Linked DNA regions of Mus musculus: regions 1, 2 and 3 are each linked to region 4. A link is a loop called in an ENCODE intact Hi-C map of the cell type or tissue named here. Cell type or tissue: heart. All regions are shown on one strand. Links, peaks and the distances in the headings refer to the core of each region. The heading gives the core; the rest is flanking DNA.

Evidence for each region. Peaks named below come from ENCODE experiments on the same cell type or tissue, not always from the same donor. Only the 100,000 strongest peaks of a DNase experiment are listed, where the experiment ranks them.
Region 1: it touches region 4 in a loop (14-fold over the local background); 12 of 42 quality-filtered maps call a loop at or near these places.
Region 2: a loop joins it to region 4, with 2.0 times the contacts of the local background. A loop is called at or near these places in 2 of 42 quality-filtered maps.
Region 3: a loop joins it to region 4, with 2.8 times the contacts of the local background. A loop is called at or near these places in 12 of 42 quality-filtered maps.

Annotation. Positions count from the first base shown.
Region 1 is chr4:59,185,357-59,193,424 of GRCm38, forward strand. It overlaps Ugcg (UDP-glucose ceramide glucosyltransferase), which reads left to right and starts at 4,194. Exons shown (of 9, transcript NM_011673.3): 1 at 4,194-4,385. The coding sequence starts at 4,288. In heart, for the core only: a CTCF peak has its summit at 2,134 (motif pointing left); DNase peaks (open chromatin) are centred at 3,975 and 4,075; H3K4me3 peaks cover 2,931 bases; H3K27ac peaks cover 2,116 bases.
Region 2 is chr4:59,495,006-59,500,005 of GRCm38, forward strand. The region is part of intron 5 of Ptbp3 (polypyrimidine tract binding protein 3); the gene reads right to left. Among named protein-coding and RNA genes, the nearest start is that of Ptbp3, 52 kb to the right of the region's middle. In heart, for the core only: no CTCF peak of the experiment used is centred there; no DNase peak of the experiment used is centred there.
Region 3 is chr4:59,196,141-59,204,208 of GRCm38, forward strand. All of the region lies in intron 1 of Ugcg (UDP-glucose ceramide glucosyltransferase), which reads left to right. Among named protein-coding and RNA genes, the nearest start is that of Ugcg, 11 kb to the left of the region's middle. In heart, for the core only: no CTCF peak of the experiment used is centred there; DNase peaks (open chromatin) are centred at 3,381 and 3,871; H3K4me3 peaks cover 429 bases; H3K27ac peaks cover 821 bases.
Region 4 is chr4:59,546,688-59,554,317 of GRCm38, forward strand. It overlaps Ptbp3 (polypyrimidine tract binding protein 3), which reads right to left and starts at 2,677. Exons shown (of 14, transcript NM_178164.3): 1 at 2,461-2,677. In heart, for the core only: no CTCF peak of the experiment used is centred there; DNase peaks (open chromatin) are centred at 2,164 and 2,764; H3K4me3 peaks cover 3,013 bases; H3K27ac peaks cover 1,801 bases.

The DNA of each region.
Region 1 (8,068 bases), core at 1,882-6,881, 360 kb before region 4:
CCCTTGTCCTGGGGTCCAAAACCAAACAAGGGTGACTGAAGAAAACACCAGATGTTAACATCCAGCCCCTCCACAAACACTGACACAAACAAGCACACTCTTGTACACACACACACACACACACACACACACCACACACACACACACACACACACCACACACACACCACACACACACATACACACACACATACACACACACCACATACCACACACCACACACACACACACACACACACACACACACACACACACACACAATTTTTGAAAAGTGTTTTCTGCTCAAACTAACTTAGGAAAATACCAATACATGTGTAGGAAATAGGAGACGTAACTAAGCAGTAAAGAACACATATTAAAGTTCTGACCTAGCAAACTGTGGGTTAGCAAAATACATTGTAAGATCAAATATGAAAACTTTAAAAGTAAGTAAAATAAAGCAGTTTTTAGCTTGGTGTTCAGATAAGAGCAGAGGAGCTGAACAGGATTTGAACTCCAGTGACCTGTGGGCACTCCCCTAGACCACACCCACTAAACAACCAGCGGTTTATCAAAGGACCAAACAAAGGTATGCTAATCACCCCAGCTGCACCAACATACACCACTTTTCTAATTCCAATTAGAATATATATATATAATTTCTCTTGTCAAGTAGAATCAGTATTTTTTTTCTGTTTTTGAAAACTTCATTTGAACAACATACGTTTTTGAAACTTCAAATGAAACTTCAAATGTACTCAGTGTCTAGGAAGTAATTTTTCCGCACGTAAGTTTGGAAAGCTTTTCTAAGGATGAAAATTCACAACAGACGTCTTAAAACAGTAACAGTAAGGAACCAATTACTGCTACCATTCTTTAGGGTTGGTTTTTGAAGACCAGGTTTGACTGAGTGTAACCCAGGTCAGCCTCTCACCATCTTCCTGCCTCTGACTCTCAAATACAAGGGTTACAAGCGTGCACCACAGTCCCAGCTCTGAACTGTGATTTTAAGGATGTTTATTGAAATATTAAAAGAAAAAAAAAAACAATGCTGACAAAGATAGGAGATGTAGTCAGTGAGCGCTGGAATGCAATGAGTGCTGTTTATCCACAGGTGGGTTTTCTGATGGTCGTCCCTGTTTGACCAGGCAAAGTCACACATCAGTCCTTTGAGTCCATGCTGGGATTAGACTAAAGGCCTTGAGACTGCCAAGCAGGTGATCTGACCCTGAGCTATACCTCTAGGGCTTGTATATCTTTACTCACTTCTCTGAATTAATTTTGTGGGAGGGACGAGGGAGATGATTGATGTCTTTTTCTCTTTTTAAAAAATACTTTTTAAAAACTTAAGAACAAAGAAGAATTCTGAGCAAACTTATTTGTGGCTTTTGTCAATGTAGAATAGTTCATTTATGCACTGAACAAAATATTTTAGTGCTTACAAGGTAGAGTTAGTGGATCTCATTGATCTTAGTTCAGACTTTCACAGCATTTCCTGTTACATATATTTACATAATTCATAATACCTAAGTCATGAGACATGATGTGAGTTACCTATTTGAATATATTTAATACATATGTTTATATAGTATACTACATAGCATATGTGTGTGGAGCATTCACTATTTTAAAATGTCTTTTAGAGTAGTTTTAAGTTCACAGCCAAACTGAGCAGAAAATCCTGCTTTCCCACACATCCCACTATATCCCTCTCCAGGACTTCTCTACTGTCAAAATCACACACTCGTGTGACACATTTGTTACAATCAATGAAGCAGCACATCGTTACCACCCAAAGTCACACTTAGTACTAACATTCACTCTTGGTGTACTTTCCCATCCATGACAAGTGTATGTCATCGACCACGTGGATCATACACAACAATTGGCAATCGCTGGAATCTTTTGTTTTTTACTTTGCCATTCTCAGAGTATCAATGTTGACATTATAAAGTATGTTGACTTTTTAGATTGGTGAATGAGAAATTTCTTTAAAGATGATATTTTCCTTGTGCTGGAGGGATGGCTCAACGGTTAAGGGCACTGGCTGATCTTCCAAACCTGTGCAAAGCAAGATCTACTTGGTACTCACAACCATCTGTAACTCTAGTTCTGGGGAAATCAGATGGGGGAATCAGACGCCCTCTTCTGTTCTCCATGGATACTGCATGTCCGTCCTACCAGGGTCTTTTTGAAAGATTAACAAGTGCTCTAATAGCTGAGCCAGCCATCTTTCCAGCCCCTAGAGCTCTGGTTGGAAAGCCAGGTTTGAGCAGACTAAATTTAACCAGATGAAGTGCAACAAAGTTGATCATTATTCACTTATACCCAGTTACACCAACTTTCTTTGTCCTTTCTGTGTTACCCACCATACTGCATGGAATCCTTTGCTGTAAAGGTCTAGGAAAGATTTGGAAAAAATGAAAAATGCTACAAAATGCTCAAATTGAGAAATTCATATCCTTGACCAAGTTCAAGGAAGTATTGAGAACACACAGCATTGTTTTGTATATGACTAGCAAACACATTTTAAGAAAAAGAAACCTGGCCTATTATTTTTATTTGTAAGATGTCACTGAGTGTGAGATGCATTTCCATTTTGGATTCTTGAAAATAATGGATTATTGAAAATGTGTTAAGAATGCTTTAAAAGTGGGCCTTAGAATTGATTAATCACAATCGTGGCATTTAAAACCCTGTGCTATTATTTCTATGTATGGATTCCATCCTGCTGTAACTCTATTAACCAGTAACTCTCAACAACTGGAAATTAATTTCGAAGCATGGTTCTTTCCCACTGATTTTTCACCAGTAGAACAAAGGACACTGCAAACCTTAAGGATTTTTTTTTTTTCCTTTTTCTTTTTTCGAGACAGAGTTTCTCTGTGTAGCCCTGGCTGTCCTGGAACTCTGTAGACCAGGCTGGCCTCGAACTCAGAAATCTGCCTGTCTCTGCTTCCCAAGTGCTGGGATTAAAGGTGTATGTCACCACTGCCCGTCATTTTTGGATTATTTTTTAAAAGTAACTTGAATAATAAACAGTTTAAACACAGAACAATTGTAAACAATATAGATGTATCCAGGCTGAAGAAACAAATGGAAACATTTACTACTAGCTTCTCCCAGTTGCGACTTAAAGTTAGAATACTCTTGTTTTTCCACCACAGGGATTCATTGAATTTGCCCAGCCTGGCCTGGAACCTGTGTGTTCAAGTTCAGGTAATTCTCCTGCTTCAGTCCCAGAAGTAACTGGGCTACATACAGGCTTCTCACACAGCCTAGCCTTCATTTCCCCATTTTCAGTATCGTGCACATGCATAATTAAACGTTTTAGTAATAGCAACATTTAACAGCTTTTTAAAAATGGAGTAACGTAATTTAACCCAGTATGACTAAAATCTATCATCCCAGCAAATAATACAAGATTTATGAATGAGATGGTTTGTCAGCGGTGTACTGGCAACACTTAACAGCCTAGCACTGCTCGAACTAGCTACATTTCCATAACTCTCTTGGCTACATCTTAGCCAAATTACACTCAGCTGCCCTAGAGAACGCACAATCTTGCGCGAATTCAGCATCAAGCGATTCTTCCAATTCTGAGTTTGGGGATTCCTTAAATAACACAGTCTCTTGGCTCCTCCGGATTTGGCCAAGATAAAGTGTAGAGGCGGCGCGTGCTGCTTAGAGACAGTGCAGGGGGGGGGGGGACCGCGGGCGCGGGCGGCGGCAGCGGTTGGTAGCTGCCGGGCGGCGAGCACGCGGGGGCAGCTCCACCCGTGGGCGCGCGGGCCGGCACCGAGGCGCGAGGGCGCCGCCCCGGGGGCGGGGGCACGGGCACCGGGCTCCAGAGGGCGGGGCAGGGCGGACCGCATCGTGCCGGGATTCGGACGCCGGCAGAGAGCACGGACCAGAACGCAGAGCCGCGGCGAGCGAAAGGGACGACGGCGACGGCGGCGGCGGCGGCGGCGGCGGCGGCGGCGGCAGCGGCAGCCCAAGGGTCTGGACCACGGGAGCCCGAGCGCGCGGCAACGGCCGCCTAGAGCGCGCAGCGCGGTCAGCCTGCGCTCGCAGCACACCAGCGCGCGCACGCTAAGGGGTGCGCGGTGCCGAGCGCGCGCCGAGTGGCCGGGGGCGCGCAGGCCCTGCCCGCCCCTTCCGTCCTCACGCCCGCCGCCCCGCCGGCCCTTCCTCTCCCACCTTCCACTCGCGGCCCGCGCCCCGCACCCGGCGGCCCCCGCGTCCTCCTCCCGCGGCAGCGCTGTCCGCGGCGGCCGGAGCGGGCCGGGCCGGGCCAGCGGGCCGGGGGATGGCGCTGCTGGACCTGGCCCAGGAGGGAATGGCCTTGTTCGGCTTCGTGCTCTTCGTGGTGCTGTGGCTGATGCATTTCATGTCCATCATCTACACGTGAGTTGGAGGGTCGGGGCCTCGGGGACGAGCTGGACTGGCAGGCGTGTGTGCGGTGGAGGGTAGCGTTTTGCGGGGATAGAGAAAGCTGATCCCCAAACGGCCCCCTAAATCGGTCTCCTTGGGGCGGTGCGACGCGGGGTCCTGGAAAGGGAATCGCGCTGGAGTCGCGACCCGACTCCTGGGTTGCAGGCGACTACCGAGCTCTAGGAGAGGAGCCTGCTTCTCTGTCTGGTGGAGGGTTGTCTACTTGGTTTGATTGTGTAGGAGATTCGTGTGATTTTTCTTCCCATCTGGGCGAGGATGTATGGTGTATTGTGAGGTTTTCCGCTCCCTCCGCGCCGGCCACGTCTCTATTATGGAGATGGTCCTTTACACTCTTCCGGGAGCTGATCACCACCACCCCAGGCTTCCCAGTGGATTACCTCCTTCCTAGAAGAGCTATGTGTTTAGCTAGGTGTGTAGCACCTGCCCGCCTTGAAGAAGGTCCGTCTCCGAGCCAGTGTTATAAAGCATCGAGTCCTGTCAGCGTGGCATTTCAGTATCATGTCTTTATTTATCTTTTTTCCAAGTCTTTATGTATTGGCTTGTTTGGAGTTACATCCTTAATCTGTTTTCCACACACATCTCTTCATTTGGCAGGTACCTCCTAAGGCCTACTAGATACCACCTGGAGTTGGGCTGGGGACATAGGTGAGAAAGCAGGACAAAACTCCTGCCCTCATGAAGCTTACATTCTAGAAGGATGAAACATGATAAAAATCTAAATAAGGTTATTCCCTATAAAGCTCATGACTAAAACAGAACAGAGTGAAGGGGCGGAGAGAGACATGACATAGGTGGCTGAGTTTTGATCCATCAATGAAATGTCTTTAAAATGAAGCCTGTTTAAATGTGTAGAGATGAACTCACTTGGCATTTTAGCCTGAAAGAGGAGGGAGGAAATTTATTTTTATTTATTTATTTATTTATTTTAAACTACCAGATAGGGATAGGCTAGAATAGGCTGTATGTTAATGAAAAACAGGGAAGGACGTTAGGCAGTTACTTTTTTTTTCCACTATAGAAAACATGTGCTTTTCTCCGATTGGTGTGCCATTTCCTGACGCCGAGAAAGACAACACCTGTATAAGATAAGCAGACAGGGTTTTGTGGGGTTTTTTTTGAAAGTGAAAGAAAACATACCCCGTTTGGAATTTAGAAATGTAAGCAGTATTCATTTTAACTACATGGGCTCTTTAAAAAGCAATAGTTATTTTATCAGGAATTTAGACAGTACAGAAAGGAATAAAGAAGATAGTTATAACATACTAAAACGTTACCTTGTTAACCATTTTTGCCTACCTTCCCAATTAGGTATATATATATCAGGCAGAAGAGGAGAGAGGAGATTGTACCATGTCATGACTGTTGTTCCATGGCCTGCTTTAAAATCTCCCCTACTGACTAAATGGTGTTTGATAAGCAGTACAGGGCACTGTTCTAGGTGCTAGAAGTTAAGCATGAAGAACCAAACACCCCAAGGCTGTTGCTTGTCGGGAGCTGCCTGCAAAGCAACCTGACTATTGTTTTTCTCCTATCAACAAATGTGTGAGCTCTCTCCATTAGTGTAGGAAGATGCATGGCATTTTGGCTTCTGAGCTTTTAATATTCATTTATTGTTTTTGGTAGGCAATTCAGTTGATTTAAGCAACACTTAAAAAGAAACAGTTATATTTGTATTTCTTAGCTTTTTCCTGTGCTGGGAACCAAACCCAGGGCCTTCTGTATTTTGGGCAAGTGCTTCATCCCTAAGATATATTGCTAGTTCCTGTGATGAATTCTTTTTTTTTTTTTCCCTCGAGACAGGTTTTCTCTGTATAGCCCTGGCTGTCCTGGAACTCACTTTGTAGACCAGGCTGGCCTCGAACTCAGAAATCCGCCTGCCTCTGCCTCTGGAGTGCTGGGATTAAAGGCGTGCGTCACCATGCCCCTGCTCTGTGATGAATTCTTATACATGCATCTCTTTAAATCACATTTCTTAGGGGGAAAAAGTATTGGACCAGAAATGATACATCTTTTAATCTTTGTTACAATGTTGCCTTATAAAATGTGATAGCTATTCCTAGTCCTGGCCGTCAGGTGATGGGTATTTCCCTGTTCTGTGTTCCTTATTCTTCACTATTTCTTCTGTTTTGATTTTCATCCATGTAGTTATTGGTTCCACTAAGTTGCTTTTCAGATATGTATATGATAATTTCATTTAGTCATAAATTATGTGGCTATAGTCTTTTGCTTATACTGCAGTCTATTACCAAGCTCCTGTGCTTTTGTGGAGGTAACTCCTATGTTAATCTGTCACATGCTGTTGCTTCTCCTGTCTATTTTATTGTCTCTCACCTTGAAGCTAGACAAGTGTTCTGCTTTATGTTCCCTTTTATCGTCTGCATTTCCAAGTATTGTATATATTAATTATATGTTTGTTAGTCTGTTTTCTTCTACTGTTGTGAATTTTCCCTTTTAATTTTCACATACTACACTGTGATTTTTCTCAGCATTTTTCTTAATTTTATTTTTTTATTGTTTTTGGTTTTTGGTTTTTGGTTTTTCGAGACAGGGTTTCTCTGTGTAGTCCTGGCTGTCCTGGCTGTCCTGGAACTCGCTCTGTAGACCAGGCTGGCCTCAAACTCAGAGATCCACCTGTCTCTGCCTCCCGAGTGCTGGGATTAAAGGCGTGCGCCACCACCAACCGGCTCTCAGCATTTTTCTTTGTTATATAACGAGATCTAGAGCCCTAGTTAATAATCCTTTTCTGAGATAGGGTCTTACTAGGTAGCTCAGCTTATCCTGGAACTCATAATGTAAACCAGGCTGACCTTGAACTCACGGAGATCCATCTGTCTTTGCCAGGGTTCTAGAATTAAAATCGTGTGCCAACCATGCCTAGTTATAATTTTACATTTTGGAGCATAGTACAAATATTAGCTTTGTTGAAGTGCTGTAAAAAAAGCTTTGTAATAATTATTATTTTTTTTAATACTCCAGGGTGTTACCTTTAAATGTTAAAACATTGTGTGTGTGTGTGTGTGTGTGTGTGTGTGTGTGTGTGTGTGTGTTACAACTTCACAAACAACCTGCAAGAGTTAGTTCAATTTTTTCCCTTATACCATGAGGGGGCTCGGGGCTGGGGATTGAACTCAGGTTATCAGGCCTGGTGACAAGCACCTTTACCTACTGAGCCATATCTCCTGCCTCAATGTTACCCTTTTTATACACATAAGAGCATATTCTGGGTTGAGAGTGCTGGCACACAGGCAGGTAGATTTCTGAATTCACGGCCAGCGCGGTCTTCATAGTGGGTCTCAAGGCCAGCGTGGTCTTCATAGTGGGTTCTTCTAGGACAGCCAGAGTTGCATAATGGAGAGATCCTGTCTCAAAACACCAAAATCAAACGAAAGAAAAAAATTTCCTGGAAAGAGATGTGCAAATCAAACACCCAAAGTGTCTAGATCTCATTGTATAACAAAGAAAATACTGAGGAGGAAAGTCACAGTGTAGGATGTGAAAATTAAAAAGGAAAATTCACAACAGTAGAAGGAAACAGACTAACATATATAATTAACATATATAATACTTGGTGCATATCTGTAATCTTAGCACTTAAGGCTGAGACAGGAGGATTGCAGTGAAGGCTAGCCTAAGGA
Region 2 (5,000 bases), core at 1-5,000, 52 kb before region 4:
CAGGTGCTCAAACATCTAACCAATTTTATTTATACTATGTACAAATGGTACAATTCTAAAACAGAAGGTAACAACTGTAATTAACTAATAGTTTGATATAAAGATGTTCACAAGTGTATGAATTGAAACAAGAAGTCAAATGAGTCAATGATTTCATCCTTCTAAGTCATCAGCTACTTCTGAAGGCTTTTATAAGCAGATATAAGATGTTGCAACAAAGGCTTGTTCAACTAATTCAATAATTATAAGGCACTTTTCTAAGCACTGGCAAAAAAAAAGTGGGGGGACAACAAAATTTTCTGCTTTATTAAGACAATAAATTGGCAAAGGGTACCATAACAAAAGTATTATAAGAAAAATGAGAAGAGGAGAGAGGGCTGAGGTTAAATGGAGCCCTACTGAGAAAGTAGGAAGGTGGTTAAGGTCAGTCTTGCTGAAATGTCTTCTGTTAAGAGAAATAAAAAAGCTAGGCCTGGAGTATATGCCTTTAATCCCAGCTCTTGAAAGGCAGAGAAAGGTAACTTCTGTGAGTTAAAGATTGAGGCCAGTCTCAAAAAAATAAATAAGCAAAATAAAAAGGAGGAATAAACAAGAATATAGGGAATATTTCTAACAGATCTGTAGTTACCAATGCTAAATTACTTTTATGTTTTCCAGAGTGAGGGTCAAACTCATTCCAGGGATCCAGCTGCCTCTGTCCCCCAAGAGCTGGGAATTAATGTTCTGCTTGCTGCTATATACCACTGTGCACCTGGTTTCCAGAGGCCAGAAGACCATGTGAGATCTCCCAGAACTGGAGTAACACAGCTCTTCACCTTCTGTGGAGGCTGGGAATCAAATCTAGGCTCTATGGAAGAGCTGCCAGTACACACGACAGCTGAGTCCTTTCTCCAGCCCCTCTAGGTGCTTTTGGAGGCTGTTTCAAGCTGAGAAAGAAAGACTCACCCTGAATATAGACGGCACCATGTCCTCTTGGACTGAATAAAAAGAAACAAAGGAGGAAGCCAGCTTGACACCTAGTGTATTCTCTGCCTCCAGATTGAGGACACAATATGGCTGGTTGAGTGGCCCCTGCAATCACTGTAAAATCACTCTGACTGCCTGGTCTTCTCTGACTATGCACTCGAACCCTCAAATCCTTCCTTAAATTGCTTTTGTATTCTGTTACAGTATTGAGAAAAGTAATTAACACACCAAGATTACAGAACAGCATTAGAGCAAGATTCAAACCAGCCCCAGCGCCTCTAGCTTTAACCACTCTATCTCTTGGATGATGTGGTGGTTTGAATCAGAATGGCCACAATAGGCTCATACTACTTGAAAAGTGTTCACTGGGGGTGGATTTAGAGGTGTCAAAAAGCCATGCCACGCCCAGAGTTTCTCTTTGCCTAAAGTTCAGGATGTAGCTCCCAGCTACTGCTTCAATAGCTGCTTGCACGCCACCATCCGCTGCCCTCAATGCCATGATAATGGTGTCTCTTCACAACAACATAATAATGACTAAGGCAGAGAGGGATGAACGAGGTACAGTGTTGAGGGAGAGGACTTAAGTGAAGGAAGACTCCTTAAGGAGGAAGCGTCTGAGCTGGACATCAGCCTGACTTTGTAGGTTAAGGAGTATGGCAAAGCCAAGAAACACAAAGGTAAGTAAAGACAGGGCTAGCCGGGAGGACAGATAACAGATGGGCAGGGCACCAGAAAGGCCAAGGTGTTACAGGCAAGAATGCTAGGTACCAAGGATGAGGAATGGTGTAAACATTTGTCTGTGGGGCCTAAGGAGCTATGGTAAAGATTTTTCTTTTTCCAACAGCACTGGGAAGAACTAAACAATGACTTTTGTAACTAAAGACTGAGAGTATTAATCCAACTGATGGTACTGAGAATTGAAAATAGTCCTGCTCACCCAGGTCTCTAGGAACATCTATAGGAGAAAGTAAGTCTTGTTAGTTTCCGGGAAAAGGTAACTAGACTGTTAGGCATGACCTCATGACACTGACTAACACACCTGCTGGGTGGTGGCAGTGTTGAGTCATAGGTTTAAAAGTATCTTTTATAAGAATATAAATTACCACAACATTACAGAAGCAAATGCAGACACTCTGCTGATGGATCACATAGGTTATTATCTTTGTGAAATAAAATAAAAACCAGTTACAATTCAAGCCTTTGACTGTTAAGTGCTACTTTGTGCAATAAACAGAAAACAAATTTAACAGAACAATGCAACCAATCATTGAACTACTGAACCACTTTTAGGAAAAGACAAGGGTGTCTACGAACATCACCATTTAAGTATCTAGGAAATGCTTTACAGGTGTACTTATTTTCAAACTGGTACTCAGATAATTATTGAAAGGAATAAAGTAGTCCTACTAATTAGTATATTTAGAATTTACATGCATAGCAAAGAACACTGGAAGTAAGTCTCAGTCCCATCATAACTGATATGATGATGGGCAAGTAAAAGGATGTCTAAGGGCTCTAGACTTTATAATTTTTGAATTCAGATACATTTCAGTTTGGTACACACACACCCTACAACTCTTCATTTAGTCATATAGATCCAAAGGTACGTGTGTCGCTGTTTTCAGACACACCAGAAGAAGGCATCGGATCCCAATAGCAATGGTTGTGAGTCACCATGTAGTTGCTGGGAATTGAACTCAGGACCTTTGGAAGTGCAGTCAATGCTTTTAACCACTGAGCCATCTCTCTAGCACCGAGGGTGAATAATATTAGCAACTGGGCTAGAGATTTGTCCACTAAAGAAATTAGTGTTACTTTTAAATTATGTTGCAACAAATTCTTAGGACAAGGGCAGAAAGCATATACAGTCATTGGCAAAAATACCACAAAAAATGGTCTCTAGCCTAGTATTGACTCTGCCATGTGGTTCTTAGTAATCACAGTTATGCAGATCTACAATGAGTAAGAGTAATAAGGGAAAAAGAAGTACAAAATGCACAGTTTGAAGAGAAGATGACAATAAGAGCCCCAGGAAAGGAGCCAAGGCTTGTGCTGAAAGAGGTAAGATTAAGGGGAAATGAAAGCCCTGAAATGCACCCATCAGGCTACCAACTTCTATAAAAGGCATTAGGAATTTTCTGCTTTGGTAAAAGCAACAAAGAAAATCTGCTGCAAATGTGGTTCAAGAGGGCCAGGATCCATCTCAAAGCAAGCACCTAAACATAGCAGCACCATCCAAGTGGTTCTGGCTTTAGAGTCATGAAGGATCCAACAATAAAGAGGTTGTGAAATCTTCCAGAGTATAGGAGAACCACTTATGCCAGGCATGTCCCTACACAAAGGCCCTGAGAGGACAAACAGCTTGGGCTGCACTGGAGATGCCAAGATATTAAGCACGCCAGAGTTATGAGGTATCTACAAAGGAAAACTGTGCATGGGGAATGAAACCAGGCAGAGGAAGAGATGTATCCTGCAGGCAGCAGAGCTGGAGGGATGGAGTCATCTCAGCCCTTCTGACACTGGACGCGGAGCTGTAGGGTTTATAGAATTTGCCCTGTTGAGTTCCAGTCTTTCTTTGGTTCAGTATTTCCTTACTATGCCTCCATTCTTTTCTTTTCTTACTTTCTTTCCTTACTTATTTCCTTACTATGCCTCCATTCTTTTCTTTTGGAATGGTAATGTCTTACACGCGTTCTCGCGACCGGCCAGGAAGAACGCAACAAACCGGAATCTTCTGCGGCAAAAGCTTTATTGCTTACATCTTAAGGAGCCAGAGAGCAAGAGTGCAAGAGCGAGGGCAAGAGCGCAAGAGCGCAAGAGCTTTATTGCTTACATCTTCAGGAGCAAGAAGCAAGAGCCAGAGCAAGAGAGCAAGAGCCAGAGAGCAAGCAAGAGCTTTATTGCTTACATCTTTAGGAGCCAGAGAGCAAGAGAGAGAATGGCGAAACCCCGTCCCCTTTAAGGAGAATTATCCTCCGCCTAGGACGTGTCACTCCCTGATTGGCTGCAGCCCATCGGCCGAGTTGTCATCACGGGGAAGGCAGAGCACATGGGGTGGAGAACTACCCTTGGCACATGCGCAGATTATTTGTTTACCACTTAGAACACAGGATGTCAGCGCCATCTTGTAATGGCGAATGTGAGGGCGGCTTCCCACAGTAATGTATGCTCTGTGCTACTATATAATTTGCTTTTTGATTTTACAAGGGACTACAATTAGGGACTTCCTTGAGTTTTAAAAGGGACTTTGAACTTTGGACTTTTAAACACTGTGGTTCAAAGCAGCAAGGATCTACCCAACACAGGCAGCTACCACACAGTGCCTAGCCCCAGGGGTTCTCCTTAACTATAGAAGATTCCACAACCCCTTTACTCCTGTGTCCTTCATGATGCTAAAGCCAGGACCACATAGATGACACTGCCATATTCAGTTGCTTGCTTGTGACAAGGCCTGGCACCCTTAAACTATATGAGACTGAAAGAAAGACTATGGGGACTTTAGAAAGTAGATGAAATGACTTTATATTATAATACAGCCACAAGTCTACAGTGGCCATGGAGATGCCATGGAAGGTTGAATGAGAATGGCTCCCAAAGGCTCATGTTTGATACTTGGTCCCAAGTTGGTGGAACTGTTTGGGAAGGATTAGGAGATATGGCCTTATTGGAGGAAGTCTGTCCAGTTTTACCCTCTAGAAAACTGTGTAATTAGGGGACTTTCCAATTTGTAAATATTAAATACTATTAGCCCTGATTTAGTGGACTATCTTTGATAAGACAGTTTAGATGCAGTAATGAATGACTACAAAGATTATACTGGATTACAAGTGATTATCTAACACAATGCGCATCATAAATGCATGTCTATATTGAAGTTTACTATATATATCTTCCCTTCAGAATTAAAAAATGTATTTATGTATATGTGTGCCTGTGGATGCATACACATTCATGTGTTCAACAGTACAAGTGGGGAAGTTAGAGGAAAACTTTCAGAAGTAAGATCTCTTCTCCTGCCATATGGGACCTAGGGA
Region 3 (8,068 bases), core at 1,323-6,322, 350 kb before region 4:
CTGCTTTGAATGGGAATTGTGTACAAATAGGGAATGGTTCATTACTTCTGGTGGCTTTTGCCTTCATGGTATGTTGTGTATTTTTTAGCATTATCTGGTAGGTCCTTCTTATGAGCTCCCTTTGTTGGTAGCCATCAGTAAAGCATCACTGTCAGTTTCCTGTGGACCAAGTTAATTGTAGCTTCACCAGAGGGTTAGTTTTGTTTGTTTGTTTGTGAGGCTGGTATTGAGATCTCCTGCTGGCTGACTCTTTTACATTCTGTGATATTCGAGTCCATTGTCCATTGGGACACTTTGTGCTTTCCTATACGGTTAGCTAGCTCCCTGTTATCTCTCTTTCTCACCGGAACCTGGTGTCAGCAAAGTTACAGTTGCACTAAGATAGGCTTGAGCGGCTGTGAAGCACATTCAGATGCCCATCTCGAAATGCTAAGAGCTCCGTGGCAATAACATGAGTCACGACCCGACCCACACTGATCATAAACACAGCAACAGCCTTCCAGAGTCCAATTATGTGTGGCAGTGATGGCGGCCACTAATCGTTGGGGATAACTGTCATGGGCAAGCTGATCCCACAGTCAGCCCAGTTTGATGTGAAATATTAACAAGCACAGTGTGGAACACGGGGGAGAAATTCTGGCCTTGGAGCACTTGGTTTATTGGAATCACACAGCACAACTTATAAAACAAAAAACAAAACAAAACAGAAGGAGCATAGTCTGGAGCTATGAAGCCAGGTGACCTTTGCCCTGGAAGGCTATATACTCTGGGAAGCAAAGGAGGTGTCTCGCCTTGTTTAAGATTAGTCTGCCATCCCCCCACCCCACCCCCCAGGGCTGCTCCCTCTCTTCTGGGCTTCTATCCTGCCACAGCTTAGCCCAAACAAAATTGCAAGGGGTGGGGGTGGGGGGACATCAAGTCAGAGCTGTTGGTGAGTAAGTCTGAAAGATGGGAAGGCACAGAGGATGGGTTACAACCAGGAAAGCCTCAACTGTGCTTGCCAGAGACTTGGATGTCAGGGTGAGGCCGACATTCAGAAGCCCCCCTCAGTCGGGGGGAGTTGGGGATCAGGTCGAAGCACATGGAGCTTCCTGCAGAAGTCTCCTCCTGCCACCCCTTCCCCTGCTGCTCTGAAGAGACCCACTCTAGTTCAGTGGAGAAGGTGGGACTCCAAAGGCTGTTCCTTCTTTCTGCCCATGGCGTTTGGACTCTACTCCAGCTTCACTGCCCTGCAGCTAGCAGGGCCAGCCTTGCCCACGGCGCTTATAAATACCTCCCTTCCTGGCCTTGACAGTGGCCTTGCCTCAATAACCTGAATGCCTTTGTTATTGTTTGAAGGTGACACTAGCTCCCAGTTGGAAGCTTTAGTCTGGAAATAATTTCTCTTGAAAAAGTATACCTTTTTTTTTTTTTTTTTTTTTAGAAAATTTACTGCATTTAATAGCTCCCAAATTGCCCACTTAAGTTTGCTCAATAAAGAGTGAAACCAAAGCCACTGCCTAACTGTATAATAGGACCATTCACTCCGTGCTCAGTGTATTCTTGAAGTTGTAATAAAAGCTGATTTATGAATATTGAATGGATATATTTGTTAAAAGGGGAGATACTTCACTAGAAAAAGAATATTGTTAAGAAGCTAGGGCCAGGGCTGGTGAGATGGCTCAGTGGGTAAGAGCACCCGACTGCTCTTCCGAAGGTCAGGAGTTCAAATCCCAGCAACCACATGGTGGCTCACAACCATCCGTAACGAGATCTGACTCCCTCTTCTGGAGTGTCTGAGGACAGCTGCAGTGTACTTACATATAATAAATAAATAAATAAATAAATCTTAAAAAAAAAAAAAAAAAGATTGTTTAAAAAAAAAAAAAAAAAAAAAAAAAAAAAAAAGAAGCTAGGGCCATGCAGTGGTGATACACACCTTTAATCCCAGTACTCTGGAGATAGAGACAGGTTGAACTATGAGTTCAAGACCAGCCTGGTCTATAGAGTGAGTTCCTGGACAGCCAGGGCTATACTGAGAAACCCTGTCTCTGAAAAGCGAAAAAAATATTATTAAAATCTGTATCAGAGCGCATACTTCCCCTAACAAGAGCTAGCCTTCCAGGTATTACAGTAGTCGTGGAGAGGGGCGCTCACCTCAAGGGCAGTAGAAAGCTGGTGGGTAGTCTCTGCTCCTGAGGACTGTACTAGACTGTACTATGCAGTCTTTCTCTCTCTCCATATCCTTTACAGAGTGAGATTAGCTTGGACTTGCATACTAATGAAGAATTACCTTGAATATTGTATCTGCTATAGGACAGATATTATCCTGCCTGTGTCTCAACTTCTTCACCTACCAGGCCTAAATGAGGGAGTTTTTTGTGGTTTGGGGACCCAACAGCTGAGACAGGTTCAAAAGATGGCAGGTACACAGAGTTGGGACTCTGCAGAGCCTCTGTCTAGAAAACTCATCTGTCTTAGAAGAGCTTTGCACAAACCAAGCTCCGCACAAACCACGCAAACCAAAGAACACTAGCAGGCCGTTCTTAACTCGTAATAATTTGTTATATTTAATGTTTTTTAATCTCATGCTTGTATTGTGATACTTTCGGATGTCCACAGAACATTTGTTTACTGCAGTGCTGGGAATTGAACCCCAGGCCTCACCTATGCAAATACTCTTCCCCTGAACTATGCCCCCTAAAACTTAGAAATTGAGGTTTTAGACCATATTTTCACTTACTGTGTTTTTGTTTTTGTTTTAGAATGATTTATTTAGTTTATGTATATGAGTACACTATAGCTGTCTTCAGACACATCAGAAGAGAGCATCAGATCCCATTACAGATGGTTGTAAGCCACCATGTGGTTGCTGGGAATTGAACTCAGGACCTCTGGAAGGGCAGTCATTGCTCTTTAACCACTGAGCCATCTCTCCAGCCCCACTTACTCTGTTTTAATCATTTAATCATTTGTGTTCTCTCTCTCTTTCTCTCTCTCACACACACAATCTATTTAATTTCTGTTTTTCTCTCTTCCACTGTTTGACATCCTTAAATTTAAAGTCTCTGAACCCTGATAATTCAGAGAAGTTGCAGGTGGCAGAAAATGTCCTTGAATGCCAACACTCATCCTTTTTTCCCCCCATTTGTTTGTTTGCTTGTTTGTTTGAGTTGTATTTGGTATTAGCTGTCATCAAATGTTTATTTTCAGCCAGTATTTCTGGAACTACCCTGCCAGGTAGACACCATTATGCACACATAAAGAAACATCTTGCCCACGGGCACACTGCTAGTGCTCTGAGTTAGAAATCCTGGCAACCTGCCACCAGCTCAGGCTTCAAAATCGGCTCAGCTGTGCACTGCCAGAGGCAACCTAAAAATAACCCGGAAGTGAACTGAAGTGGACCACGTGGTGGCTATGGGACCTATCTGACAGTGGGTGACAAGCTCCTCCCCTTTCACAGAACATGTGCTGTCCCTCCGACTCATCTGTCCATCTTACAACTGCTACTCTTGGGAAAGTCCCACCTCCCGCCTTTTCTCCTTACAGTCACCAGGTCTCTGGGGTCTCCGGCTCGGCTCTCTGCTTTGCACTTTGGAGTGGCAGGGAGGAGTTTGGGGACTTAAGAAACCTCAGTTGCCTGGTTCTCACCCCTGGAGGTTCAGCACCAGGAGTTTTTAAGGTCTGTGGGGGATTTTGATGAACAGCCCCTGGTGGCTGTTTACCCACAGGTGTGTCCTGCACCTGTCACCTGTCTCTCTCCACTTCCTTCACTTCTCCACTTACTTCAGGACCCACAGTTTGCCCTCACCCTTTGCCTTGGCTCACCTTGCTTGGCATCACGTATCAGTCTGTCCAGTTGTCCTGGATCCATCCCGTGGCTTTAGCGTCTCAGATTTCAGGATCTTGCAGAGGGCGGTGGCCTGCCATGTGGACAAGCACTACTTCACATTCACGGCCTCGGGTCCCGGACTGGCAGCACTTGCTGTCTGTGTTTAGTGCTGTCTGTTGCACCTTCTGTGTCGTCATCATCCTACCATATTTTTGGCAGATAGTTTGAATTTTTGGCTTGTGTTGTGGATCCTATCAGGCCAATGGCGTTTTTTTCTTTTACCCTCTGACTAGCTCTTTGGCCCTAATCTGTATATGCAGACATTATTACAATTTCCCCCCAGGAAAGTCCTGTCCCATCTCCTGGTCCCTTCTCAATTCTGTAGTTTTAGGAAAACAACAGTTTCACGATTGTTATATGTCACCTCCCATTTATTTATTTTTCTTTTTGTAAAGTTTTTAAAATTATGTAGTATTTACTTAGTGTCATATGTATTTGGGGATGCCATGGTAAACATGCAGGGGTCAGATGGGCAGTGTTCGAGAGTCAGTTCTCTTTGTTCTATGTGAGTCCCTAGGTCTGCACCCAAGACTGTCAGTCAGTCTTGGCAATAAATTGCTTTTTATCTCCTGAGCCATCTTGTTGGCTCTAGGTACTTAGTTTTTAAATCTGCTTTTAGAAATCTGCCTACTTCTGGGCTGCATCTGATGCCTCCTAAGAGTGAACATTTCATTTCCTGACCTGTCTCTTTGGCAGCATCTATTGCTGTTGTTTAAAGAGACCTCAACATTTGTTTTTATTTATGTGCTTGTGCATGCCTGCTTGTTGTGTGTGCCATGTTCATCTTATGGCTGTCACCACAAGTTCCTTGAGTCCAACCCTGAGTCATCAGATCCACACGATCTCTCCAGCATGGTCACGCAAGCCCTGTGCTTTCTTGATCTGCATTTTCTCTCACCCTTCCCTTCCTGTGTGCCTTTCTGCTGGTGTTTTAAACTATGCGGCCTTTCTTTGCTTTTCTCCTTCTGGATGGTTAGAGCATCTCACCCTGCCTTCCACTCCCCTGCCTTCTGCCCCACTCCCTGTACTTTGCTCTTCCAATTTAAAGCACACACACACAATCCCAGTCGTCATCTGATTTGGGTCTTCCCTGGTTATTTCTTGCTGTCTTGTCAACCTTGCCTGTGAAATGGAAGCAGAGTTCACAGTGGGGAAGAGGCATCGGCACATTGGGATATGCTAAAGTGTACTTTGTATTTCACAAGTTGGGAATGGTGAGGGCAGTGGAGTGGACCACACACTCAGGCCATACCCAGCAAAACCCTTGTCCTTCACCCACCTCCATGGTGGTTCAAGAGTGCTTTGCTGGTGGTACCCTGTTTTAGCACTAATTTGACCAAAGTGAGAAATACCTGCTCTAAGCACTTGGAACCACTGTGATTATAAGCACACACGGGAAGTCTGGTGTCTTAGAAGCACAACGACAATGAAAAGCAGACCTTGAGTCCCTGTGACATCCCCAGGCTGGTTTCAGTGTCCTGATTTAGCCACCCATTCTGTTTTACCAGGGTTTTGCATGCCTGGCCATTTTTACAAGATGGAGACATTTTGAATTTCACTTTCCTGAGTTCTGGGTATTTTCCTGCACTCAGCTCTGTCTAAATGCAGGAACTGTGCCTGGGCTCCCAGGCCAGCACGTGGCCAGGAGGTGATCTCAAAGAAGTAGTGGGATGGTTGTGGCACTCTCCTCCTTGGAGCCTGTGTCTCCCTTGACCTAGTAGTGCTCAGTGTCTGTAACCAATCTTTTCAAGATTTTGTCAGAATGTATTTGGGTGGGAGGGCAAATCCAATTTGTGTTTCTTTATTTTGTCCAAAAGTTGAAGTCCAGAGGGAAGACTTGGGTTTCTGATGCTTTGTTAAGTTAAAAGAGAGACTGCATGCTGTTTGTAATAGCCTCAAACTAAAAGCAACCAGGTATCAATAGCAGGTAGATAGATGATGCATGCACATTAATAGAAGGAATTCTGAAATGAGGATGAATAAGCTATAGACCATCAGTAAACCATTAATGTGGGCAAATCTCACTCTAACATAATGGTAAACAAGAGAAGCCCTATATAAAAGGGAATTGGACATGCAGAGGGGGTTCTGGTAATGCTGTTATTTATGACCTGGTCACAGGCTGCAGGGAGTTCTATCTTAGCAAACTCCTTGAGGTGTTTATTTATGTCACTTTACATTAGTTACCAATAAAAGCAAACAGTGTGAAAAATGGTCAAGGACAAGCCGTATGCAGTAGTGGTTCTGCAGAACTGGGTTCCCAGCGTGAAGCCCGGAAGGGGAAAGTGCCATCGAGAGTCCCAGCAACCATCAAGTCACCTGCTCCAAGTTGCTGACAACTGAGATCACTTTTGAGGCACCACGCGAGTGGTCTATTTACACTATTTTGAGAAATAGAACTGTGGATTTGGTTTATGACACACTGGTCCCCGTCTAAGGAGTTCTTTCTGTATGGGAGAGGTGTGATAGACAAAGGTACCCTCTCCTAACTCTAGACGTAGGTTTGTTGACATGTCTGAGTTGCGTGGAGTATTTGTACAGTTCTCTCCTTTAAACTACAAGTCTCTGACAGTGTCTGTTCATCATGTGTGTGTCTGTATTCAAGTACAAACGGTAACCTAGCATACACTGGGGCTCAGACTCTGTTGTTCAATAAAAGAATGCCAAGCATAGTGCTAAATCTGCATGGTTTTGGTTAAACGGACATTCTTTTGTGCTTTTGATAAATATTTCAAGTACCCCACACCACAGAGCTTTGTCAGTTATATTACATAAAGTCAAAACTGTGTTCTCCAAAGTGGGATTGCATATTCTAGGGAGGGTGTACTCCGTATTGACCCCTTGGCATACAGAAAGGAGTATGGCAGGGACTGGCTAGGCAGAGAGAAATGGTAGTAGATGAAATTATTAAGGTTCTAAACTGTGGTTTGGTTTTAATTTTGTGAGAAATTTCTGATATGGCCTCTAACAATTCTTTTTATTCATAAGCCTAGACGTGAACAGTACTGCATTATCAATATAAATATCCCGAGAAAAAAAGGAGGTGTATAGTCTTTTTTTTTTTTTTTTTTTTTTTTAATTTTCAAGACAGGGTTTCTCTGTGTAGCCCTAGCTGTCCTGGAACTCACTTTGTAGACCAGGCTGGTCTCAGAAATCCACCTGCCCCTGCCTCCCGAGTGCTGGGATTAAAGGCGTGTGCCACCACACCTGGCTGAGGTGTATATTCTTAAAGCAAGATATCTTTATAAAAAGAGGGGAAAGGAAGTAGAGCTTATTACTCTAAGCTTATGCCCAAATCTAAAAGTTGCAAGACTGTTTTAGTTCAGAAGGTCCCTGCTGCTGCTGCTGACTTAATTACAGCCTTCCAGATACAGTGAATTATTAGGGGACTGAGTTTGTATATAAATTGATTGTTCAGCACATTCACATGAGAGATTTAAGACAATGTCTTAGCATGAAATGGACCAATAGGAATGAATCACCAGATTTTATCAGTGTAGGGATTCTTCAAACTAAAATAACTACCAGATGATTCATGTCGCTTTTGGGTAGATACCAGCAGGCATCCAGGTCAGCATATAGTAAATAAATATACCTACAAACTCATATTTATTGAGGTATATTTGCAAGAGTCAAGCTACAAAGCCTAATGAGTTATCCATCAGCAGATAAATGGATAAAGAAAATATGGTATACATTTTATTCAGCCTTAGAGAACAACAGAATTGCAACATTTGCAGGAAAGTGGGTGGAACTGGAGATCATCGGGTTAAAAGAAATTAACCAGACTCAGACAAATACCATTTTTTTCTTGCATATGCAGAATCAGATGATGATGATGATAATGATAAATGTATGTGGGGGTGCATTGATCACTGCCCAGATGATCACCCCATTATTAGGGGGAAGGTTTTTATTGTGAATAAGAGAATATCGGGAGCAGACAGAAAGAAAGCAGACTGGACATGGCCAGAAGCAAGAGAACCGGGAGCACAGAGAGTAGTGGTTGGAGGCAGTTAGGGTCTGTGCCATTATAGAGACCAAACGGGAATCTGGAGAGAGGGAGGGGAGCCTGAGCTGAGAAGGACTAGCCTTTGAGAAGTGTAACAAGTACTTGTGAGCAGAGACTGAGGAAACCTGGAGGCCAGCATGGGCTTTGAAATGCAATCACTGGTGCACACCCCCTCTCCAGAG
Region 4 (7,630 bases), core at 1-5,000:
TACTATTTTAAAAATGTTATCCATCAATACTGTTCTGAATACAAAAAACCATGGTAGAAATGAACATGAACGAACACACAAACACACAAGAACATACATGAACACACACACACAGGGATGGGGGGGGGGAGGCAGAGAGCTGGGATTCGAGGAGGAACTAAAAATATGTTGGCTAGTATGCTTTGTTTTTTTTGTTTTTGTTTTTTAACTACTCAGAATAAAGGAAATGGGCTTTTTGCAAGCTGTGGGAAAATGAAATTTAATAAGCTTGCCTGGGGCATAGGTCACTATATTAAAAGCGACACTCTATAAGATAATGTGTGAAAACTCCTATGCAGCTATACCAAAACTGGCCTCTTCTATAGCTTCAGTTAGCAGTTTAGCTCCATATTTCCTAAAAGAAAGCTACACATCAGTTCTGTATTACGTTACTAATCAATAGAGTCATAATTTCCTAAAGGTATGTAAACTTGCCTTTGCATCAAGTGGTATAAACTTCACTGTTTTAAACAATAACCATTCCTTTTTTTCCTTGTGGAGTCCTGAAACTTGTATTCATTTCTCTGAAACGTAAGCCTGATAAATAGCTGATACACTAGACTTTTTACGAGTGTGTAATAGTATCTTTGCTGGTCCTGATGTACAAAACAACATTTCCCCATTTGAATGCCTCCGTCTGCATCACCGGCTTCTTAGCTTTAATTCCACAAGCAAGGCAAAGTTCTTAAAAACTATCAACAAGTCAGTTTGGGAAGGCTAGGGCAGAGAAGTATGAGCAGAATGAATGAGGTGGTGTGTGTGTGTCTATGTGAAACATTTTAAAACCTGTTACTTTGTAAGCCAACTAAAAAGGTAATTTTTAACAAGATGTAGTAAGTAGCAAATGCTCACTAAAAGCCTATGGATTCTCTGTTCTGGATCAGATAAACCGTAGATGCTGAATAAGGGTGACTATTCCTAGTCACCCTTGCCCCCCACCATTGCGCTGTGGGGGAGGAGCTTGCACTTCACAGTGAAGAAGCGAACAGTCAAGCCCTTTAAATCTCACCACACAAAAAGCTAACTTGTTTCCCCACACCCGAAGTTGAACCTTCTGAAGACGAACACTTCATAGCCCTTCCTGAACTGATATAATGGCACTTATGGCATAAATCACTGAAAGTTATTTCACACGTAAAATGAATCAGAGTCGGGTAATGAGAAGCCAATGCTCAAGGTGAAGCGTTCGCTCGCAAAGTAGCTCCCATTAAATAAAAATACTTTAAAGAGCATCACAACCATAAATCAAAATCTAAAATTGCACTTTGATATCTGCAGCAGTGTGCAATCTGCATTCAAATGAGATAAACCATATATCACAATATTGTGAAATTAAGATAAACGAAACCTAACGAGGGCAAAAATTGTAAAATTCTAGTGTCCTCACTTAAACACGTATGATCAACTACGCGGCAAGTTACTAAATGTATTTTACTTTTCAAACAAGTTATATGCTCCACCATTCCGCAGTTTATAGAATCCTTGTCAACAAAAGTCGGCGGGGGAGGGGGTTAAGGAACAACTCAAACGGCAAAGGTTTAAATAAATAAAAGGTGGAATTTCTAATTGACTTGGAGTTGTTGGTGGTTTTTTTTAATCTTGACTATATGACCCTCAATTCACGCTTTTTATTAAAATACATCAGGTCCTGCCCCATGTTCCAGAGTTCCCAGAGAAATTACGAGCTCGGAAAAGGTGACTGTAAATCTTTTTTTTTTTTTCTTTTTTCTTTTTTTTTTCCCCCTTTTAGTCACAGACCCCATTTAAACCGAGCAGTTGAAAGCGCCCGGAAATCTACACTTACACAATATCTGACATCGCCCGAGGCGAATTCACGAAGTTTCTTGGGGGTGGGGAACGAAGAGGAAGCGTCCCTGGTGATAAAGTGCAGACGCTCGGTATTTAGAAGTGGTTAACGTATCTCACAGCCCAAATCGGGAGACCCCGCCGGTTCCGAGACCCGCACGGGCCCGCAGTTCGAGACCCGGTCGCCGCCCAGACGGCTGTCGCCGCTCGCCCGGGCCCGCCGCCGGGGGAAAGCTCCGCCGCGCGCCCCACCCCACCGGTAAACAGCAACTCCCCGAGCGCCGCGGCCGCCTCAGCCTCCGCCCCCGCCAGCGCCGCGCACCATTTTCTGAGAGGAAGTGTGGGGAGTCCGGCCCGGCACCCCGGCCCTGGCTCGTCTCTGCTTCCCGAAGGCGCCCCGAGGCTGCGAGGGGCGGACGTGACGGGGGCGCCGCGCGCAGGAAGCGGAGACCGCGGCGGACAGACCCCCGCGCTCCCAAGGTCCCTGCCGTCGGGCTTAGCCCCGGGCCGCTCCTCCGCTAGCCGGCGTCGCGCCCTGCTCCCCGGCCTCGGCGGGACGCGTCGCCGAGAGGAAACGAGGCCAGCGCAGCCCCGGAACGGCCACCCGGCACTTACCCATCCATGGCCCAGATGGAGGAGCGCGTTGTGCGGGGATTGACGGGCTCACCGCGGGCGGAGAAAGCGGGCGGCGGCTCCGGGAAACCAGCGAGCGGAGCCGCTCCGCAGCTCCGGCCGGTCAGAGGTGGAAGGAAGAGTGGGAAACAGGGGCGGGGACCGGGCACGCTCTCGCCAGCGCCGCGCCCCCGCCCTCCCGGCCCGCGAGCGCGTTCCCGCCTCGCCTGGCCCCGCCCCCTCGGCGTCGACGCCCTCCCGGGGCTCGGCTGGACTCCAGGGCGCCCTCTTCCCGCCTTCGCCTCTTTGCCCCGCCCCGACACCACCACCCCCGCCCATGCCTCCGCGCGCGTGCGCGCCCCCCGCCCAGCGTCGCGCCTGCGTTCGCGGGAACGCGCGCCTTGTGCTTCCCGCTTCGCGACTCGCCCTCCTACAAGCCCGCGGGCCTTCCGGCTCCCGGGACTCAGGCTTAGGGCCCTGAACGGTGCTGGCTAGAAAAGCCTGGGGACCCCAGGGAACTTTTGAAGCAGAGCAGAGTTACTACTGGCGGGCGACACTGCTGGCAGCACGGCAGGGGACCCGCGCGACGTCCACGGGGCAGGGGTGGACAGTGGTCTTTCCGGACCTGAGAGCAGCGACGGTAGCCTGTCCGCCAGACCCTGACCTCCGAGACCTGCACTGGACGGATAGGTGTGGTTGGGAAAGAAATGAAGTAGATGAGACTGCCCAGGACTGAAGTCCATCTTCACTTTCACACGGTTTTAATCTGAGTGCTTTTCTACCCAACAATCAAATACTAAAAGAAACTTTCATTGCATAGCTATTTAATGGCCATTACAATGCCAGTATTTTATAAGTTTATTTATTCATCCTTCCGCGGGGCGGGGCTGGGGGAGCCTGATTGGAAAGGATTAATGTTTTCCCAGGTACGCGAGAGATCTCCGAAATTTCACAGCCAGAAAATGTTTTGTTTGCACCAAAACCCTTTCCTCTAGTATGAGCAAAACCAAGTTACACGTAAAACGTAAAACAGCTATTTAGTACATATAATGTGTATAACTAGTGAGAACACACGTTCCCCCTCTTTCAAAGCACATCTACTTCTGAACGAACGGAATGCTTTTTCAATTCACAGATCATTGAAATTTGAGCCATTTAAGCCATGTCTTCAAAGTCTGCCCACACCATTTCAAAGGAAGTAACAACTTCAATCTCTTTCCTGATTACCTACTTTAAAATAAGTAGACACTTCTTTAAAAAAAAAAAAAAAAAAAAGTATAACCAGCTTGCAATTCAGGAAGGTCATTTTTAAAGAAATTTCAGTTCCCCTTTTCAAGAAGATGTCAAAAAACATTTTGTATGTTAAATCTAAACATTAAGTTTAGAAACATTTCCACCCTACATTGCCACATGGGATTTTAAAATAGCAACTTGGTATATAGGCACATAACTGTGCCTATAATTCCTACCTGAGTTTAAGGCTACCTTGAGCTACATAGTATGTTTCAGGCCATCCTAGGTCACAGAAAAATAAAGTAATAATAAAATGTCAGAGAAAAGCAGCGGACCAGGTGGTGATAGCACATGACTTTAATCCCAGCACTCACTCAGGAGAAGAAGGGAGAGGAGAGAAGAGGAAGGGAGAGAGAAGAGGAAGGGAGAGAGAAGCAGCCGATGGAGTGTTCTATTGCTGTATTTGAGGTATATTTTATAATAAATTTCCCTGTTTGTTTGTTTGTGTTTGTTTTTAGTTAGTTGCTTGGTTTTTCAAGATAGGGTTGAGATCTCTGTGTAGCCCTGGCTGTCCTGAAACTTACTCTGTAGACCAGGCTGGCCTTGAACTTTGACATATGCCTGCCTACTTTAACTATTTTTAATTACAATATTTTAATTTACTTCATTTTAATACCCCATAGTACTTCATGATTTAATGTGCCATATTTTATTTAAGTTTTTTTCCAAAATAGTGGATGCCTAAATTATTTGTAGCTATTCAAAATAATTAACAATGCCACACAAAACATCACATAGCTATGACCACATATGGTTACATCTATGGAATATAATATTATAGATAGAATTCCAGAACAAAGGGTATAAGCACATCAAATTTGATAAATACCATGAAGGTAATTCTAAAACCAATATGCCAATTTACAAGGTTTTTAAAATAATGACTGTGTAACAGCTCTAACTGTCCTAGAATTCACTTTGTAGCGCAGTCTGACCTTGAACTCACAGAGATCCCAAGTGCTGGAATTAAAAGTGTGCAGCAGCATGCCCAGCAATTTTTTTTAATTACGTATATTAAATGTGTTAGTATGTGCATATGTGAATGAAGTGCTTGTGGAGAGGCCAAAAGAAGATATCAGATTCCCTACAGCTAAAGAGACAGGCCACCTGAGGTTCTCAGGTGCCAAGAACCAAACTAGGGTCCTCTACAAGAGCAGTAAGTGTTGTCAACCACTGGGCTATCCCTCCAGACCCAGTTGTCACTCTTTAAAACTAATGAAGTCGACCTGAGACTCATTATCTATACCAAGTCACTGTAAAAAGTCTATGATTCAGCAGGGCGTGGTGGCGCAAGCCTTTAATCCCAGCACTCGAAAGGCAGAGGCAGGCAGATTTCTGAGTTCGAGGCCAGCCTGGTCTCCAAAGTGAGTTCCAAGACAGCCAGGGCTATAAAGAGAAACCCTGTCTCGAAAAACCAAAAAAAAAAAAAAAAAAAAGTCTATGATTCAAAGACTATAACCCTGAATAAAATTAACAAAACTGTACTTTATTTCCTAGACAAGCCCAGCTTTATAACAGAAACCTAGAGAACTGAAAACAGTTTATAAACAGAAGACAAAGTGAAACATCCCCTTCTCCATGCCCCTTTGTCCTAAATTCAAAGACTTTATGGGATGATCCCTTTGAGTTTGTGTGTCACTCTGATTCAAAACAGTAGACAGGGCCTGGGAGATGACTCAGTCAGAGAGACGGCTGTTTTACAGTCATGATGGCCTCATCAAGCCAAATCCTGGAGCTCCAGGCTCAGTCAGAGACCTTGTCTCAAAAACAAAGTAGAGGAGGGTGGAGAGATGGCCCAGTGGTTAAGAGCACTTGCTGCTCTGGAGGACAGGGCCAAGCCCCAACACAGTGGTTCATAACTGGCACTAATTCCAGTGGAGTATTCTATGCCCTCTTCTGACCTCTGAGGGCACCAGGCACACACATGGTGCACATACATACATGCAGATAAAGCATCCATCAAATAAATAAACCTATCAGCCTGGCATGGTAACACTATAATCCCAGCACTCAGGAGACAGAGTCAGGCAGATCTCCCAGTCCAAGGCCAGCCTGGTCTACAGAGTGAATAGTATGCAGGATAGCCAGGAAAACACAGAGAAACCCTGACTTGAAAAACCAAAAAGTAAATAAGTAAGCCATACACACACACACACACACACACACACACACACACACACACACACACACACAAACACACACCAAAAACAACAGCAACAACAACTGACAGAGGGTAGAATGCAGTTTGCTTCTTAATGCCCATGTTCTAGATTTTAGGTATTCCCAGACTCTAAATAACATAGAAGACACTTGGTCTTTCGTAATTTCAACCAAAGATTCTGGGTTTTCAGAATGATTTTACACACATGACTTTGGTATAAGCACTTTATATATACTATTCTGTCTTCTTCAGGCCAAAGAGGATAATCTCTGCAGATTACTGTATACTTTGAAAAGATAGTTCTAAATAACTTAGCTTACAATTTCTCCCCTGTGATTTTGTTCTGGTTTGCTTAAGAAATCCCCCCCTGAAACTTGTTTATCTGATAAGAGACACACCCCTCATTATTATGTTTACACAGAAAGTAACCTTTGAACACTCGCCTTAAGCTATTCTGCTATGCAGTGGTTAGTTAACATTTAACCCACATTTGTGTTTACAGGTAAGCCTTCTTAAGGTTTGAAGGGAGAGGGTACTCATACAGATCTTCACATGATAAGACTGTATAAACTTCAGATGCCCACCCAAATAAAAGTAACAAATATGTGGACGCACCGGTGGCCGTTTCCCGCCTTTGATGATATGCTCTCGTCAGATGGCACCATTGGAGGAAACTGTGAAGGAATCGCAGGGCCTTGTTCCAGTATCTTTTATATTTCTGTGCACTACAATTATTTCAAAATGATAGTTTTAAGAGTTCAGTGTTATCTGATTATTCTTTAGTATTTGTTATTGGTTCAGTACTTAATACAGTAGCAACTTCAAAAGCTTAGGCAAACACCATTTGTCTCTATTCTTCCTTTTCAAGCTATCTGACTGTGGTTGTCAAGTGAGCTTGTACTAGCTGGCACATACAGAAGCAGATAGACTCTGCCTGTTGTGTTTAATAGACATTAGCCCTTCTTCAAGCTTCTTCCCACTATGGTGGAGGTGCTTTCAAAGCGCTTCTTGTGCATTCGCTGCAGATTACTCTGAGAGACAGTTCTAAATAATCTACTTCCTTGTGTTTTGCTTCTTGTTTCCTTAAGAAATTCCTCCCCTGAAACTACCATGAATAATGTCTGCTTTCCTCATCTTGTGACTACCCCAGTGCAATCATCTGCACGTGGACAGCACCTGGTGCAGAGGGCTCCTCTGTCTACACTGAAGGTGCTGTTATCTCCTGTCACTATAGTTAATGTCCAGCCCTTCCCAGAACTTGCTATGGACATTGTGGTTTCTATATGAAGCATTTTTCCAAAGAGAGAGGAGACTTTGTCCCCTGTCTTTTTTTGTCATCCTATACCACAAGGGCCCCTGTGTTGCCAGGACAGCCAGGGCTATACAGAGAAACCCTGTCTTGAAAAACAAACAGAAGAAGAAGAAGAAGAAGAAGAAGAAGAAGAAGAAGAAGAAGAAGAAGAAGAAGAAGAAGAAGAAGAAGAAGAAGAAGAAGAAGAAGAAGAAGAAGAAGAAGAAGAGAGTGTGTGTGGTGTGGGTGTGTGTGTGTGTGTGTGTGTGTGTGTGTGTGTGTGTGTGTGTGTTTAGATGGTTTGCCTGCATGGATAGGCATGCACTGCTGGCATGTCTGGTGCCCACCACGGTTGCCAGAAAGCATTGGATCTCCTGGAACTAGAATTACAGATAGTTGTGAGCCAGTATGTGGGTGTTGGGAATTGA